Linked DNA regions of Homo sapiens: region 1 is linked to region 2. A link is a contact called in ENCODE Hi-C data. All regions are on one chromosome and are shown on one strand. Each heading gives the region's core, a stretch centred on a gene start or an enhancer-like site at or near the end of the contact. The rest is flanking DNA. Distances are from core to core; before and after follow the strand shown.

Evidence for each region. Hi-C counts contacts between places; a loop is a spot of excess contacts on that map. Pooled maps may share reads with other maps.
Region 1: a loop to region 2 is called in a map of aorta, with 2.2 times the contacts of the local background. The contact joins two enhancer-like sites. A Hi-C loop is called at or near these places in 2 of 168 maps with a recorded cell type or tissue (Calu3 and aorta), 1 of 37 single-sample maps with no recorded cell type and 1 of 50 pooled maps.

What each region holds. Positions count from the first base shown.
Region 1 is chr22:46,982,522-46,987,153 of GRCh38, reverse strand. All of the region lies in intron 9 of TBC1D22A (TBC1 domain family member 22A), which reads right to left. Among named protein-coding and RNA genes, the nearest start is that of TBC1D22A-AS1, 69 kb to the right of the region's middle. RefSeq lists an enhancer at 3,675-4,175. Within about 2 kb of position 1,818, at least 5 of the 41 ENCODE cell types and tissues checked have a DNase peak (open chromatin) inside an H3K27ac peak, as active enhancers do.
Region 2 is chr22:46,828,808-46,833,210 of GRCh38, reverse strand. The region is part of intron 4 of TBC1D22A (TBC1 domain family member 22A); the gene reads right to left. Among named protein-coding and RNA genes, the nearest start is that of TBC1D22A, 68 kb to the right of the region's middle. Within about 2 kb of position 2,733, at least 12 of the 41 ENCODE cell types and tissues checked have a DNase peak (open chromatin) inside an H3K27ac peak, as active enhancers do.

The sequences.
Region 1 (4,632 bases), core at 569-3,068, 150 kb before region 2:
GTGTGTGACTTCTGAGGCTCAGTCATGAAAAATGCAGCTTCCACCTTGTTTGAGGACAGAGTCTCACTGGGAGCCTTGTACCATCCAGCAAGAGGTCTGACTATCCCAAGGCCACCATGCCACGAGGACAATCAGCGCGTGGAGAGGCCAGGAGTGGGCGATCCAACCCAAAGTCCTACTCTTAGAGTCACGTAGGCCCAGGGCGCCAGGCTCTTAAATGAACGGGAGTCTAGATGCTTCCAGCCACCACCTGAGATTCCAGACATCATGGTGCGCAAATCAGCCGTCCACACCATGCCCTGACAGAGATCCTGACCCACAGAGCCCGAGAGCACAAAGGCATGGCTGCCTCCAGTCAGAGGGTTTGGGAGTCATTTGTTATGCTACAGCAGTCCCTGGAAAGCTGTCCGCTTGCAAAAATCAACTGTATTTGTATATACCCCTAGCATATCAATCCAAAATTGATTTACTACAAATCAGTAGCAAAAAATACCAACAAAGCTATGCCATTTGAAGGAACGTCAGAAAAAAACAAAATATTCAGAAACAAATTTGACAAAGTATGAGCAAAACCCTATACCAAAAACTGCAAAATGTTTGTGAGGATAAATTAAAGAATATCTAAATAAATTAAGAAATACACTACGCTCACGGGTAAGAAGACTCAATATTGCTAATATTGTCAGTATGAGGGAAACTGACATACAATTCCACATATTCTCATTCAAAATCTCAACAGGCTTTTTTTTTTTTTGTAGGAAGTGGCAAAAGCAAACTTTATATAAAAATGCAAAGGACCAAAAATACTTAATTTTTTAAAAGAACAAAGAGGACTGGCCTTACCCAACCCATGAAAATCTGCAGTAATGAAGACAGTGTGAACTGGATTAAGATCCATTTGTACGTCAATGGGACAAAACAGTGTGTCCCGAAACAGACACACACCTATACAATCATCTAATTTTCAGCAAAAGTGAAATAGGACAAAACTGTTTTCAACAAATGGCATTATGTTCACCAGGATATCTGTAGAGGAAAAAATGAAGCCTGACATCTTCCTTACACCATATACAGAAATTAAGTCAAGCTAGGTTGTAGACCTAAAACCAAAAAACTAAAATTATCAATCATAACATGGGTATATGTTGGCATTGTGGAGGTAGGCAGGACACAGAAAACTATTACCACAAAAGAAAAAAAATGATAAATTCGATTTTATCAAAGTTGAAACTGTTGGCTCATAGAAGACATTGTTAATGAAATGAAGTGACAAGCCACAGAAGCAAACATTCTCAAAATATCTGTCTTGACAAAGGATTGCTATCAGAATCGGAATAAATGAAGACCCTGTGGGGAACGCAGTGTTGGAGAAATCGCATTCTGACGTGGAACAGCCAGAACTTAACAGGCCACTAGAAGAAGATGTGGACATGAGTGTTCACAGAAATGTTATTCACAACAGCCCAAGACCAGAAACAGCCTCGGCTGCCACCAACAGGAGGATGGATAAACTGTGATAGATTCACACGGTGGAGTATTACTTAGTAATTAAAAGGAATCAACTATTCATTCAGGCAACGACACGGATTCTTAGGGTTTTCAAAGCTACTGTAAATTGAATTTTTTAATTTTCATTTTTAAATTGCTTGCTGCTCAATGATTCATTCTTAATGAACCTTCTGTCAGAGCCCAGTGACTAACACATTCTTTTCTGTTTAATAAACCTTTCTAAAATCTTGGCAGGAGTCCTCAATTTTATTGACTGGGGCTCTGAAATCATGTATCTGAGATTCTTCCCCACAGGGGCACAGTTGAGCCGGCATCTGGGGCAGGTGTGGATTTGACACATCTAAACGGACTCGGCGCTCCAGGCATTCATTCCCCCACCCCAGGCCTCCACCAAGCGCTCCACTGCCCCGTCCAGGTGAAGACTCTGCTTCTTGACGTATACAACAAATGCCAAATCAGAGCTCAGCTGGAGTGCGCTTTCTCTCTGCCAACTTCCTGGGCATCAGACCAGTCCTTCCTTTGTTATTCTCTTTCAGATAACAACATCCCCGGGGCTTAGTCCATTCTAAGTTCCAGCTGCCTGAGCTCATGGCAGAGGCTCCTGAACTCATGGCGGAGGCTCCCCCCTCAACTGCCTTTGGCTGGCCCCCTCTGGGAGCAAGCACTGTAAGAAGCCACACATCTCCCCAGCTTAGTGTGCAGGACAGGGCTTCCCCCAACTACCCTGTCGCCTCCCTGGTATTAACATCAATGGTCAACTCACGCCAGCCCCACCTGAAGGGCAATACCTGCTCACAGGCAGAGTCCACTCCACCCCGAGTCATGGGCCTGGCCGTTTCCTGACCTTTCTCTAAAGGAGTCATGACGCCACTGCGTTTCTGGCCTTTTCTCTGACAAGTTCTGAGATAATTTAGTCACTTTCCCCAATATTCCTATTACCTCCATGCCACCAAACAGTTCTTGGAATTCAATAATTCTTCCCCAAGGAAAGGAAATGTAAATGACTAATTATAAAAGGCAATGGTTCTTTTCTACTCAAAGAAATTGTCCTGTTCAGTAGTGAACCTAAGAGTAGCAGTATGACTTCAGGGTAGGCAAATATGGAAGCTGTAATTCAAGAAGTAATAGCGAACCGACAACCTTGGCATGAGTGCTGTTAGTGAAATGAAAAGACTGGCAAAAGTGCAAGAATAATCCCCTAAAAGCCTGAGAGGGCCTCATCCAGCCTGGAACTTCTCTTTTTTTTTTTTTTTTTTTTTTTTTTTTTTTTTTTTTTTTGAGATGGAGTCTGGTTCTGTCGCCCCGGCTGGAGGGCAGTGGCTCGATCTCGGCTCACTGCAACCTCTGTCTCCCAGGTTCAAGCAATTCTCCTGCCTCAGCCTCCCAAGTAGATGGGATTACAGGCGCGCGCCACCATGCCCGGCTAATTTTTGTATTTTTAATAGAGACAGGGTTTTACCATGTTGGCCAGGCTGGTCTTGAACTCCTGACCTCAGGTGATCCACCCACTTCGGCCTCCCAAAGTGCTGGGATTACAGGCATGAGCCACCGTGCCCAGCCCAGCCTGGAACTTCTCACTGGATACCAAGTTTAAACCCCCAGAGAGAGGGAGGGGCTGAAATAGCACTAGGTCAGCAGCTTCCACTGCCCAGAAAGCACACACTCAAAGCCAGTTATCTTCAGGCCCCGAAGCCAACATGCTGTGTTAAAGCAATCCTTCTTAAAGAAGTGTTCCCTCAGCTGGAATCGGCCCAGGTGTGTTTCTGTGATCTACACTAAAAATCATCCCCGAAACATAGCTACTAATACCAAATAGCATTAAAAGGACACATCCATGAAACCACTGAAAGAAACAGCCCACCAAATTATTTTTTTTTTAATTAAGTATCTGGCTGGAACCTTCATAGTGCACTTGGTAGAAAAAAAATAAAATATAAAAAAAAAAAAAACCTGGTCTTCTCATTCTGGCACCAGCTACTCTGCCAGCTGGTTGGGGGAGCCACAAAGGACCCTCCCTCCAACCTCACATCCCAGGTTACTCCAGAAAGCCAGAACCCCGGAAACCCACACACGGTCAACCTGTGCACACCCACCCAACTCACATCACCCAGAGAACAAGACACACACAGAGTGAAACTCAGGCAAATGGGCAGAAAGCCCAATCAGGAAAGAAAGTGAAAAATAAAGACAAGAAAGAAATTATTTCTCCAAATTAAACTTATCTGAATTTTTAAAAGTACTTACAATCAAAGCTACCACACAACTCAGGAAGAAAACACAGAAATTCTGTCCTCAACATTGAGGATTAGTCCCCATGACGCTTAAATGGGAGGCTCAAGGTCATCACTCCTGCACTTAGTGGTGTCCCACCTTGAGGGAAACCCACCCCTGCCCCACCTCACAGCTGTCTGCCCACAAGCCAGCCTGGGCACCCTCCTGCACTGTGGAAACCTCTGACCAGATGGTCTGCCGTGCCAGATCCAAGCCACCCATTGCACCACAAAATACAGGACTTGTCTCACAACCTCATTCACTCTCAAGATGAACCCATCCAACTGGAGTCACTAACACGGTCACGCAGGTGGAAAATGTTGAGCCCAGACCCGATGACTACAAGTGCAGCATTCCTACATAATGCTTCTTACTGCGGTGCCACAAAGGTTCTTCCCAGGCGGAGCTGTCCACGCAGCGGCATCTCCCAGTGACAGCAACCACTGAAAAGCACCCCAGACATTTCTAAGCAGCCCTAATGAGGCAGGAGGGCGCCCCACCGCTGCCACCGCTCCACACTGGGCACTTGCTCTGCATGGCCAACAAGGTCTACAGCTGCCCTCAGTGCTCTTGCACCTGCCCGCCAATGCCTGTCCCGCCACCACCTAGTTTAGGCTCCTGAATCCCCTCCTTCATCCAAATACATCCCACATCCCTCCACAAGCTTAGACGTCCCTCAGGGCAGTGCCAATGACATCGATTCGTTGTTCACACGACCGGTAGGCCAGCAGTGGCTTTCCAGGCATTACTCGCTGGACAGACCATCTCCCCTAAGACCAGCACATCTGGAAATGTAGCTGTTTTGCCTTTTCCCCCAACACCAAATGCCCCTGACTAAAAAGACTGTCTCTT
Region 2 (4,403 bases), core at 1,484-3,983:
CAAAGATTCTAAACACTGCCTAGTCATCACATATATAAAATTAAGACTTAAATAGAAAGAGATTAACTCATATGTATCTTCCCACTAACCTGAAAGTTTCAAATCACAGCTTTAATTGAGGCTGGGCCTCCTAGTCAGGAGAGATCTAACCTTGCCTCTTCCTGGAGCTGCCCAGGCGGACAGGGCCTCAGAATGCATACATGCTTTGTGCTCTACAGGCTTCTGCTGACACTCATGTTCAGTCTCCAAGAGGAATCCCCATGCAGCTTAGCTGGGGATGGACACCATCCGCCCTTCCCTGTCCCTGTTCTATCCCTTCTTCCTCACATTCCACAGAGCCAAGTGGAAGCCAGGTGACAGAAAGCGCATTCCAGTGCCTGCTGGCCAAAGTCTGACCAGTGAGAATGTCGCTGGCCAATGACTTCAGTGGCTTGTTAGCACCAGATATCCAAACATCAGCCAAATAATTATCATTTATTTCCACAGAATAAGAATAAATGTATTTTACATATTTTTATTAAAATATTTTATGTGGACAACATATTTTATTTATTTTTCTTTTTTGAGACAGAGTTTCGCTCTTGTTGCCCAGGCTGGAGTGCAGTGGCGCGATCTCGGCTCACTGCAACCTCTGCCTTTCTGTTTCAAGCGATTCTCCTGCCTCAGCCTCCTGAGTAGCTGGGATTACAGGTGCCCGCCACCACACCCAGCTTTTTATATTTTTAGTAGAGACAGGGTTTCACCATGTTGGCCAGGCTTGTCTCGAACTCCTGACCTCGTGATCCACTCACTTCAGCCTCTCAAAGTGCTGGGATTACAGGCGTGAGCCACTGCGCCCGGCCCCAGCCAACATATTTTAAAAGAAAACGTACTCTTTTCCATAAATCATAACTTTCTGGGACACAATTAAGAAGGGCATAACAAGATTTCTAAAGAGAGACAACGTGACTTCCCCACACACAGGCCCACAGCTCCCGCTCTGGATCTGCCCCATGGCCACCTGGTCTCCAGTTTGGCCCTTCCCTGCCATGATGCATGGACTGTCTCTCAGATACAAGGGCAAAATCAGGCCAGACATCCTGCCCAAACCCAGCCTCTTGCTGGGCCCCCACCATTTTCCAGAACATGAAGCCGAGAAGTTGACTCAAAAAACAAAAGGAATAAGAGAAATACTGACTTGCCTCCCTAAAATCCTGCACTTGCAACTGATGGCTTTTATCCCACTTGGAAAGATACAATAATAATGAGGGGGGAAAGGACCTTCCAACATTGATAACACCAAACAGCAATTCACTGGAATCAGCTAATTTTAATATTTGAAACATTCCAACATTGTATCCTGTCCTTCACTTTCCTGACTTCGCCACGATGATCTATCGCTCCTTCTCTTTCAAACGGATTGCCAAACAGCATTTTATTGGGGATTTCCTCTAAAAGGTAATTGGAGGTTCCTGCAACCCAATTTATAGGTGCATTGTTTCCATTTATTTTAATTTTATTTATAGCCTTCTGCCAGAGCCCGCTGGGCACAGGCAGCTATAAATCAAAGATCACAAACACAGTGCTGCTCTGTTCCTCTGTGGATGCTCACGTATCAGGGGATTGTTTGGTAAGCTCTAATAGGAATACTAATTACTTTTTCAATCAGACCATGGGTGTGAACTCACTTGAAAAACTGCATAAAACAAAATTTCATTATATACTAGATATGATCTTGAACCAAAGGACACCAGGAGTGGTCCTACTTGAGAAGGAACACACAAGCCACGTGCTTGTGCTCCGAGTCCGGGAGTTACTGCAGGTTCAGGCTCATCTGCTGGATGACCTTGGAGCAGGTATCTTGACCTCTGTGGGCCTCGGTTCCCACAACCGTTAAACGAAACAGTGGTAAAGAGAATCTACTCTGGAGAGTTGCTGGAAATCCAACAGGAGACTCTACAGAGACTCCTGCAACAATGTCAGACACACAGGAGGTCCTCCACGTCAGCATCCTCCCTCCTATGGAAATGTCAGGGGTGGGCTCTGTCCATGCTCTCTGCTCCTGCCTGACAAGAGCCCACTGGGTGATTTCGTCCACCAACACCTCCATTCTCATGGTGCCAGGACCCAGTGGCCAACATCAAATGCCTTCGGCCTGCCCAATCTGCTCTTCCTCTCGTGTCCTCTTAGATGAGGTCACTGTCATCCACCGTGACTCCAATGCCCAGCATGACTCACTGGGACCCTGAGGCTCCCTCACACCACCAGTCACTAGATTCTCTGACTCCATCTTCCTCGGAGATACCTCTTAAAGCTTTTCTTTCTTCAGCATCCCCACTCCAACAGCTTGACCCTCTGCCCAGAGCCCGCTCGGCACAGGCAGCTATAAATGTATTTCCCACCTACGCTGACCCTGAATCTATCTGCACTTTTCCAGGCCACTTGCACCAGAATGAACTTTCTAAAAATTATAAATAGGATCACATTACTTCCCAGATTCAAATCCTTCAAGTGCTCTGAGTAGCAGCCTGTATCACTGTTCTTGAAGATTCACTTCCCTGTAAAAGGATTATACATTCCTGCCCATTGATGTTGGGCTTGGCCTTGTGCCATCAGCTGGCCCACGGAAAGTGATGTGACACACACTGTCCTGGCAAAGCTCAAAGAGGCACTGGGACCTTCCACCAGCCCTTTGCTTCTGCTCTGTGCCATGGGAGCGGTCCCAGACAGACTGCACTTTCCAGCCAGGGCTGGAATGAGGACACACACAGAGCTGCTCACAGCTTGCAGCCTACATGCAACATGACGCCCTGCGATTTCTAGCCCTGGGAGATCTGAGGGCTGCTGGAAACACTGCAATCACTGATCTGTCATTTATTGAGAATAGGGCCCTACCCTCCAGGGGCTCGAAGGGTGATGGGAAGTAGTGTGAGTGGAGAGAAGTCACATACGATGAGCAGTCACTCTCAGGCCTGGCAACCACAAGCCTTCAGAAAGCAGACCATCCACCATGCCAGCCTGCCTCCAGTCACTCGCCTCAGCGTCCCCATGCATTCCCGCCTTGGGTGCGGCACGCCTGATGCCCACAATACCTATGCCCAGCTCCACACCCTTCCAGCCCTGCTGTACCATCAGCAACTGGGAAATGTCTCCACTTCAGATCCTTTCCCCACCCAGGGCTCTGCGCTCACAGCACCAGGCAGACATTCTGTCTCTCGCCGAGCACAGCGCCTTGGGAACAAAGCCAGTCTCATTTCCCTGTGTACCCCTGCTCCTTTCATGGTGCCTAGTACTGAGCTGGCACTGAATCTGGTGTCTTGGGATTTTTTTCTTTACGACCTCCATTGTTTAGAAATATCAACACACACAGTTCCTACAAAATTGTTTCACGCGGCACTGAACTCCAAACCTCCGGCCCCCAAACAGGAAAAGAGCCAATTTTGGAAACAAAGGCTAGAGATAACCTCAGAAATCCATGGAGGCAACTAAGAGCCAGAAGACCTTTTGGAGGCATAGAAACGCCGCTGGCCCCATCGGGATGAATAATAGCTGCATTAGCATTCCCTACCTTGGGCAAACAGGCCACTGTAAATGCTTATTTTATGACTCAGTCTTTCATAAATTATGCAGTAAGATTCTCTTAACTTGGTTTTTCTCTGGCCTTCCCAGATGCAGTATTAACTTGGCAGCAATGTGAAGCAGATGTATTCTCTCCGTGCTAGTAAGTCGGTTAGAAGAGTTCTGTCTCTAATCAGCAGCAAAAGCAGAGGTGACTTCAGGAGCATCAGGGAGCACAGGAAGAGAGAAGCAACAACAGGACCATCCCTCACAAACCCCTACTCACCAGGCCATGAAGGGGGTGAGTTCCACAACATACATTTTCAAGACATCCCAAACATTACCTAATTTCACCAGGTACCTACGTAATATGTGCCCTGAACCACGGAACCTGAAGATGAATAAGATGCACCCCTACCCTGAGGGCTCACAGCCCAGGCCACAAGTAACTATGAAACAATGCGTTTGATTACTGCACAATTAATTTTGTAAGGACAGAGAGAAGAGTCAAAGAAAAAAGAGCCACAAAGAGGAGGTGCTATTTGATCCGACACTTGGAGAATGCACAGAAGCGAAGCAGGGAAACCCCCACCCCTGACCACCAGCAGAAATGTGGAGGGGGTGGGGGACACATCTGGGCTCTCATCCCAGACCTGTGACATTGGAGAGTGTGTGACCTTAAGGACTTTGTTTACTGTATCAGTGCCTCTAGCTCATCTGAAACAGACAATATAGAACCTGCCATGTAGGTCGTTTCAAGTATGAAATAAGACCCATGAGGTACTAAGAACAGCACCAGGCACAAAGGAAATGAGCGCTCAACGTGAGGGCGTGTATCTGTGTGTGCACATGTGCACAGCTCACCT